3 separate regions of the Homo sapiens genome follow, and all the other regions are linked to region 3. The links are chromatin loops, found by intact Hi-C in ENCODE. Cell type or tissue: endothelial cell of umbilical vein. All regions are shown on one strand.

Evidence for each region. A loop is a pair of places that touch in the nucleus more often than their neighbours do. Peaks named below come from ENCODE experiments on the same cell type or tissue, not always from the same donor. Only the 100,000 strongest peaks of a DNase experiment are listed, where the experiment ranks them.
Region 1: a loop joins it to region 3, with 2.5 times the contacts of the local background. A loop is called at or near these places in 3 of 110 quality-filtered maps.
Region 2: it touches region 3 in a loop (4-fold over the local background); 3 of 110 quality-filtered maps call a loop at or near these places.

What each region holds. Positions count from the first base shown.
Region 1 is chr7:143,432,454-143,434,953 of GRCh38, reverse strand. All of the region lies in intron 2 of EPHA1-AS1 (EPHA1 antisense RNA 1), which reads right to left. Among named protein-coding and RNA genes, the nearest start is that of TAS2R60, 9.7 kb to the left of the region's middle. In endothelial cell of umbilical vein, no CTCF peak of the experiment used is centred here; a DNase peak (open chromatin) is centred at 963.
Region 2 is chr7:143,393,961-143,396,460 of GRCh38, reverse strand. It overlaps EPHA1 (EPH receptor A1), which reads left to right. Exons shown (of 18, transcript NM_005232.5): 11 at 1-76; 12 at 957-1,142; 13 at 1,279-1,340; 14 at 1,447-1,653; 15 at 2,118-2,267. Among named protein-coding and RNA genes, the nearest start is that of MIR6892, 13 kb to the right of the region's middle. RefSeq lists a silencer at 11-305 and an enhancer at 243-953. In endothelial cell of umbilical vein, a CTCF peak has its summit at 1,070; a DNase peak (open chromatin) is centred at 1,090.
Region 3 is chr7:143,498,412-143,500,911 of GRCh38, reverse strand. The region is part of intron 2 of EPHA1-AS1 (EPHA1 antisense RNA 1); the gene reads right to left. Among named protein-coding and RNA genes, the nearest start is that of TAS2R41, 22 kb to the right of the region's middle. In endothelial cell of umbilical vein, no CTCF peak of the experiment used is centred here; DNase peaks (open chromatin) are centred at 751 and 1,471; H3K27ac peaks cover 2,457 bases.

The DNA of each region.
Region 1 (2,500 bases), 66 kb after region 3:
CCACAGCATTTTGGCTCGTCTCAAAATCCTTTGGCCGGAGCCCAGATTCATGATGTCATCAAGAAGCGAGCTGAGGCCATGGTACACACGCCCTGTTGCGGTCACGTGTAACCAAGTAGACATCTAATGTTTGCGGGCAAACTTCATGTTCTCTGCAGAGGTGCCAAAGCGTGCACTTTGCCAGAACAAGTCTTCCCCAGGACTTTTCCTTTCTACAGTTGATAGCTCTAGAAAGTAAACATTTTCTCCTGTTTCAATACTCTTCTATAAGAAGGCTGAAAGAGTACCTTTCCCGCAGGCACCTGTTTATCCATCTCTCAGTGCTTCACTAGATATATCTTATGGGGGTCCCATGTCCCATTCATAGTCTGCCACCAAAAGATACCATAAGCAAGATGATGTTTTAGGTTTTTTCTGTTTTTCAAGAGTCCTTCGAATGTGAAATAGCAATCAAAATACAAGGTGTTTCTCACAAAAGTTTGGGTCACATTTCTCTTTTTTAAAGGTGTCTCATTCCTGCAGCTGAAGCTAACGAATTATTTTCTGCAGCATGACTGGAGATAGTTTTTTAGGATGAAGTCTGAGTCTTCTGTGAAATGGTAGTAATGGTAAACAGGTAACAGCAGAAGACTGGATTAAAATGGAAGATTCTGCAAAGAGCTACTGGCACTTCCCTCACGTTAGTCCTCTACACCAGTAAAGTGCTTTTTGGTTTCTGTTGATTCGTTTGTTTTTTGTTTTTATTTTCTTTTTCTTATCACATTCAAGAATACATTCTTGAATTCTTAGAGAATGAATTCTTGGTTCATCTTAGAGACATACAAAAATACATTTCATTTGACAGGTTTCTCAATCTTGGTGCCCATTCCCAACTGAACCTTTGAGTGACGTGCATTGCATAAATACTTCCACGTATTTCCATGGCTTTATCGGGTAACTGATGGCCCACTCCAGGGAAAGGTGGAGGAAAAAGGAAATAACAATGTTTTTAATGGCTAGACTGCACATAAATGTTAAGCTAAACTATGCACAAATTTAATAATGATTTCCCTGCAAGATAAGCCCTAAATATTTTTTCTCACCCTGAAGACTTCCTCTGACTCTTATATTTAAGTAAGTAATTTAGAATAAACATTGGCTGTAATAGCAATCCGGCATAATAGAGAATTTTAGCTTTCTGAAAGTAAATTTGGGAATTTCTAACATCTTCCATTATCAAAATGTGAATGTACAGTTGAATATCGTTTAATATTCAGGTAAATCTACAGACTTTCCTCTCAAATAAAAAATAGCATTTGATAGTTATTTTTGTAATTATAAAGTTAGCCTGCAAGGAAGTTGAGTCCAATTCTATTTCAACTAAAAGATCTTTAGAATGAATCTTTCTCTTTGCCTTGCTCCATTCGAGCATTTAGAAGCAATAAAATTAATCTCTAAAGGAATAAATCAAACGTTCTTCCCATAATGCCATGAACTTCACTCAATGTCTAACATCTACTGGAGGGATAAGTTATGTTCGATAATTTCTAAATCAGTGGTTTACAAATTATGCTTTCCAGGGAGTTCTCATGGTAGGGAAAGGGTAAGAGGAGAACTGAGAAAGTAGAACCATAAACCCTCATTTCCTTTTCAAACACAGCAGTCCTGCTTATATGTATTTTATATACTGAGCTTCTACATACTATTTCAAAGAAAGAACTCCATTGCAAGAAACAAATTTTAAACCGCTACCATAGATAGATCCAAAGTCAACAAGAGGGGTAAGGACAGATTGCATCAACCCACCTTCTTTCCTTTGCTCCCCAAAACTCTTCTAAATTAACTGTGAAAGATTTTTGAGGCCAAGTGCAGTGGCTCACCCCTGTAATCCCAACACTTTGGGAGGGCAAGGCGGGCAGATCACAAGGTCAGGTGTTCAAGACCAGCCTGGCCAACATAGTGAAATCCCGTCTCTACTAAAAATACAAAAAAAAATCAGCTGGGCATGATGGCATGTGCCTGTAATCCTAGCTACTCGGGAGGCTGAGGCAGGAGAATTGCTTGAACCGGAACCCGGGAGGTGGAGGTTGCAGTGAGCCGAGATCACGCCACTGCATTCCAGCCTGGCCTACAGAGAGACTCCATCTCAAAAAAAAAAAAAAAAAAAAAAAAAAAAAAAAAAATTGAAATTAAGGCATAAATCCAAATAAAATAGATAGAAGAGTGATCAAAGATACAACAGCCCTAAGAAAACAGAATTCTATCCAAGCAGAAGGAAAAGTCAAGAATGAACCGACTTTTACCCAAGATTTGCCATACCAGGTTCCTCTAGAGAAAAACTAGTTAAAAGTCAGTTTAAGATTCAGATTCCCAAATCACTTTGTATACCTGGGCAACCACCACTCTCTCACCCTAGTATTGTCTGGAAAGGATAAAATGGGATCACTGAGCTGGATGTATCTATAGCACAGTTGAGACAAGGGTACTATACTGAGACAGGGACATTAGGTGAGCAAATGCT
Region 2 (2,500 bases), 100 kb after region 3:
CCTGCACAGGGAGCCCTGGACTTTACCCGGGAGCTTGATCCAGCGTGGCTGATGGTGGACACTGTCATAGGAGAAGGTGAGTCCTGCTGTGCACCGCAGCAGGCCCCCCGCCATGTGGGGCAGCACAGAGCCACCAGCAGGCCCCTTCCTTCCAGCGCTTCCCTGGGCAGCCCAGCTGGCTTCTCTGGTCCAAGAGTTTCCAGAGGTACTCACTCTGCTCTGCTCTGTATCCTCTTTGAACCATTGCGTTCTTGTTAAAAACCCCTCATCAGGTGCCCTGGAGCAACCCCTGTCTCCTACACACTTGCTTCTGTGGTTTTGGAGTTTCTGATAAAGGGCATTAAATACACTGTTTTCATCCACAGAGGTGCTGCTGTGCTGAGGGTCCAGATGTTCTGTGATGATGCCCAAATGTAGGACTCATTCCCTCCCTAGCCTGGCATTCCACCCCATCAGAGGCCCAGTGTCCTTGGGCTGCCCTGTTCCCTTGGGTCACCAGAGGAAATGGATCTCAGTGGAGAACAAAGCTTGGTGGTGTCCTTGCCAATTGTGCAGCTGAGCCAGGCAAGCTGGGACCAGAGGAGCTCACAGAAGAGAGGCGGCCATAGCCAGCGTCCCTGCCACTTGGGTACTAGTGCCGCACTAGCTTGCTCTTCATGAGCACGGCCCAGTCCCGCTCCACAGGGTTCATTCACCCTGCAGTTGCCGAGCGCCTATTGTGAGCCAAGAACTGTGCAAACACTGGGAGACAGTGGTGAATAGGTCACGGCATTGCACTCCAGCTCCAGACTCTGACCTTCCCCAGGAAGGACAGCCCACGCCCTGTCCCAGGAAGGGCACTCCACGCTTCTGATTCTCCAGAAAAGAAAAGGGCCGGAGGACTGGAGGGGTTGCTGCCTGTCCCCTGGAGGAGCCCTGCAGTGCATCGGGCCACAGCCTGTTTTCTTTCTACCCAGGAGAGTTTGGGGAAGTGTATCGAGGGACCCTGAGGCTCCCCAGCCAGGACTGCAAGACTGTGGCCATTAAGACCTTAAAAGACACATCCCCAGGTGGCCAGTGGTGGAACTTCCTTCGAGAGGCAACTATCATGGGCCAGTTTAGCCACCCGCATATTCTGCATCTGGAAGGCGTCGTCACAAAGCGTACGATGAGTGGTCTCCCTCAGCTGGGGGCGGGAAATGCAGGAAAGAGGGGTGAAACCACTGGAAGTGGAGGGAGGATGTGTGGCCAAGGGCAGGAAGCCCGGTTCTGAGTGTGATATGTGTGTCTGTGTCTCAGGAAAGCCGATCATGATCATCACAGAATTTATGGAGAATGGAGCCCTGGATGCCTTCCTGAGGGTGAGGAGGGCAGAGGACTAGCTGGGGAGGGGGATGCACCATGGTACCCTGGGCACTGGGAGGAGACCTGGCCCATCCCCTGACTCACCCACTCACCCTGCTGCAGGAGCGGGAGGACCAGCTGGTCCCTGGGCAGCTAGTGGCCATGCTGCAGGGCATAGCATCTGGCATGAACTACCTCAGTAATCACAATTATGTCCACCGGGACCTGGCTGCCAGAAACATCTTGGTGAATCAAAACCTGTGCTGCAAGGTGTCTGACTTTGGCCTGACTCGCCTCCTGGATGACTTTGATGGCACATACGAAACCCAGGTTAGAGGCCGGTACAAACCCAGTGCACATTCACATTGCCCCGTAACATGCCATTCATACAGTCACATGTATATAGGCACAAAGACTTGGCCAGGCACGGTGGCTCACACCTGTAATCCCAGCACTTTGGGAGGCCGAGGCAGGTGGATCACAAGGTCAGGAGATCGAGACCAGCCTGGCGAACATGGTGAAACCCCGTCTCTACTAAAAATACAAAAAATTAGCTGGGCATGGTGGCAGGCGCCTGTAGTCCCAGCTACTCAGGAGGCTGAGGCAGGAGAATCGCTTGAACCTGGGAGGTGGAGGTTGCAGTGAGCCGAGATTGCGCCACTGCACTGCAGCCTAGCAACAGAGCGAGACTTTGTCTCAAAAAAAATAAAATAAAAATACAATAAAAGAAGCAGAAAGACTCGTGCTCAGGTGGACACCATAACTTTCCGTCCCTGACCCATGTGCCTTCTTAGGGAGGAAAGATCCCTATCCGTTGGACAGCCCCTGAAGCCATTGCCCATCGGATCTTCACCACAGCCAGCGATGTGTGGAGCTTTGGGATTGTGATGTGGGAGGTGCTGAGCTTTGGGGACAAGCCTTATGGGGAGATGAGCAATCAGGAGGTGAGCCCAGAATATTCTTCCTCATCTTGTCTCCAATTCACACCTCTTATTTCCTCCCAAGGTCCTCCCATGGCCTTTTCCTGCAAATATCTTTATTTATTCATGACCTTCAGTTTTTCTGTACTCCTGGCTCCTCTGGTTCTTCACCTCATGCCCTGCTCTCTTTACTCCTCCCACCCTGATCCTCCCACTGTGATCGTCCCACCCTGGTCCTCCCACCTCCTCCCATCCTA
Region 3 (2,500 bases):
CTGGTTTACTGAACAAGCTGAATTCACAAACTGTAATCAGAAAAGTGCTGTGTTCTTTCTCATCTCCATACACTCAAACCTGCACTATGGGGCTAGTCCTTCTCTGTGCCTTGGACTAAATCCATAACAAGTAGCATGAATGTTCTAGTTCCTCCCAAAAAATCAAAACGTTTTCATTCGCCTTAAGTCCCCAAAACATTCTCACTGCAGTCTTAAAAATATCCAGCCCAAGGTAAAATCAAACCTCTAAACCTTGTTTTAAGATAAAGCTTCTTCTGACTCCCAACCCCAAAAGCTTAAAGTGGGGAATGTTGGCTTCTTCTCTCTTCTCTAACCTTCCTAGCTTCCTCACCTCCCTCCCCTGCCTGGCCCCCACTAGACTGCTTCTGACTCCTCATGGGTTAGAGCAGGGGACAGAGACAGGTAAGAAGCAGAAATGTTCTTGTTGATGTGCAGTGGGGGAAGCACTTGGAGAGCAAGAAGGAGATCAGACTCAAGAAGACAAGAGAAAGTATAGAGAACAAAGCTGGAGGATCTTTAATCATGAATTAACCCCAGGGCAACCTGGGATGGGAGTAAGAAAAGAGATTAGAATCTGTGTTAGTTTCCCATTGCTGCTGTAACAAATTGCCACATATTTGTGGCTTAAAACAACGTAAATGTATTCTCTCACAGTTCTGGAAGTCGGAAGTTCAAAATCAATTTTACTGGGCTAGGGTCAAGGCATTGGCTGGGCTTGTTCCTTCTGGCAGCTTCAGAGGAAAACTCATTTCCTTGCCTTTTTTCAGCTTTTAGTGGCTGCTGGCATTCCTGGGCTTGTGACCTCTTCCTCAGGTCATTCTAACTTCTTGCTTCTACCTTCACATCTCTTGGCCTTTGGCGTGGGCTGCCAGTCATCCTGTTCCATTCAGCTCTTCATGGATACAGCCGACTGGGGCTGTGGATGTATGTGGGCAGGGGAGGGAATGAAGAAATGCAGCCAGGATAGGGCACACCGCAGCACCAAGCAGCTACAACATAATCAGATTGTGAGCATTAAACAGAAGGCATGTGGAGTAGTTTTCTAAAGCAGCCTGTTCGATTCTTTGTAAAAGGCCCTTCACGGTTTCCCCAGCTTGATATGGGCTTGGCCCTAAAGAGAAGACGGAGGCAGAAAGATCTGATGCTGGTGTTCCTGCCTCTCTCTCTAAAGACCCTTGTGATTATATTGGGCAAACCTGGCTAACCCAGGATAATCTCCTCATCTCAAAATACTTAATCACCCCTGCAAAAATCCCTTTTGCCATAGAAGATAACAGTCATAGACTTGGGAGATTAGGACAGAAGGTGGACACATGTGCAGGGCCATTATTCAGCCTATAACCAGGTCCAAACTGTTAGGGAAAAATTGAGGCAAATGCTTAGGCCTGGAGGGGAGCCAGAAGGCTCTAGAAATAAAAACGAGTCAGCTTCCTTAACTCAAGGCCAGGAAGCAAACTCTATCTAAAGAGCAGGAAACACCCAGCCAGAACTCTTTTCTCTGCTCCTTTTGAGTATTAAGACACGTCATTTTGCTTAATTCAGTCATGGAAAAGATCTTGACAGCAGAAAGACACTGCTTCTGCTTTTGCAAACCTCTGTGTGGAATTCCACAATGCCAGAGCATAAAGAGACCTTTGCCTTCTTCCATTGCAACCACTTTTTTTTTTTTTTTTTTTGAGATGGAGTCTCACTCTGTCTCCCAGGCTGGAGTGCAGTGGCATGATCTCAGGTCGCTGCAACCTCCACCTCCCGGCTTCAAGTGATTCTCCTGCCTCAGCCTCCCAAGTAGCTGGGACTACAGCAGGTTCGTACCTCCATACCCAGCTAATTTTTTGTATTTTTAATAGAGACGGGGTTTCACCATGTTAGCCAGGATGGTCTCCATCTCCTGACCTCGTGATCTGCCTACCTTGGCCTCCCAAAGTGCTGGGATTACAGGCGTGAGCCACTGCACCTGGCCGTTTGCAACCAGTTTCTTTTAGAAAGGAATGTGAGAGGCAGCATGGTCTAGTGAAAAATGCCCAATATTTGAAATTTGACATCGGGTATATCCCAATTTTCATCTTGGCTGGCTCTTTACCAGTTGTCTACCTCTGGCCCAGTCTGTGTCCACCTTGTAGAACTGTTCTGAATGTGACAGAATAACATTTTCTTTTCCTCACTCCTGAGACATGACACAGATTCTGTCCCATCTTTACAGCCGAGCCCGTATCAGGCTGGGGAAACTGAGAAGGGCCTTTCAAAAAGAATCAAATAGGCTGCTTTAGAAAAATATTCCACATCGGCCAGGTGCGGTGGCTCAAGCCTGTAATCCTAGCACTTTGGGAGGCCAAGGTGGGCCGATCACCTGAGGTCAGGAGTTCAAGACCAGCATGGCCAACATGATGAAACCCCATCTCTACCAAATATACACAAATTATCCAGGCATGGTGGCGGGTGCCTGTAGTCCCAACTACTTGGAGGCTGAGGCAGGAAAATC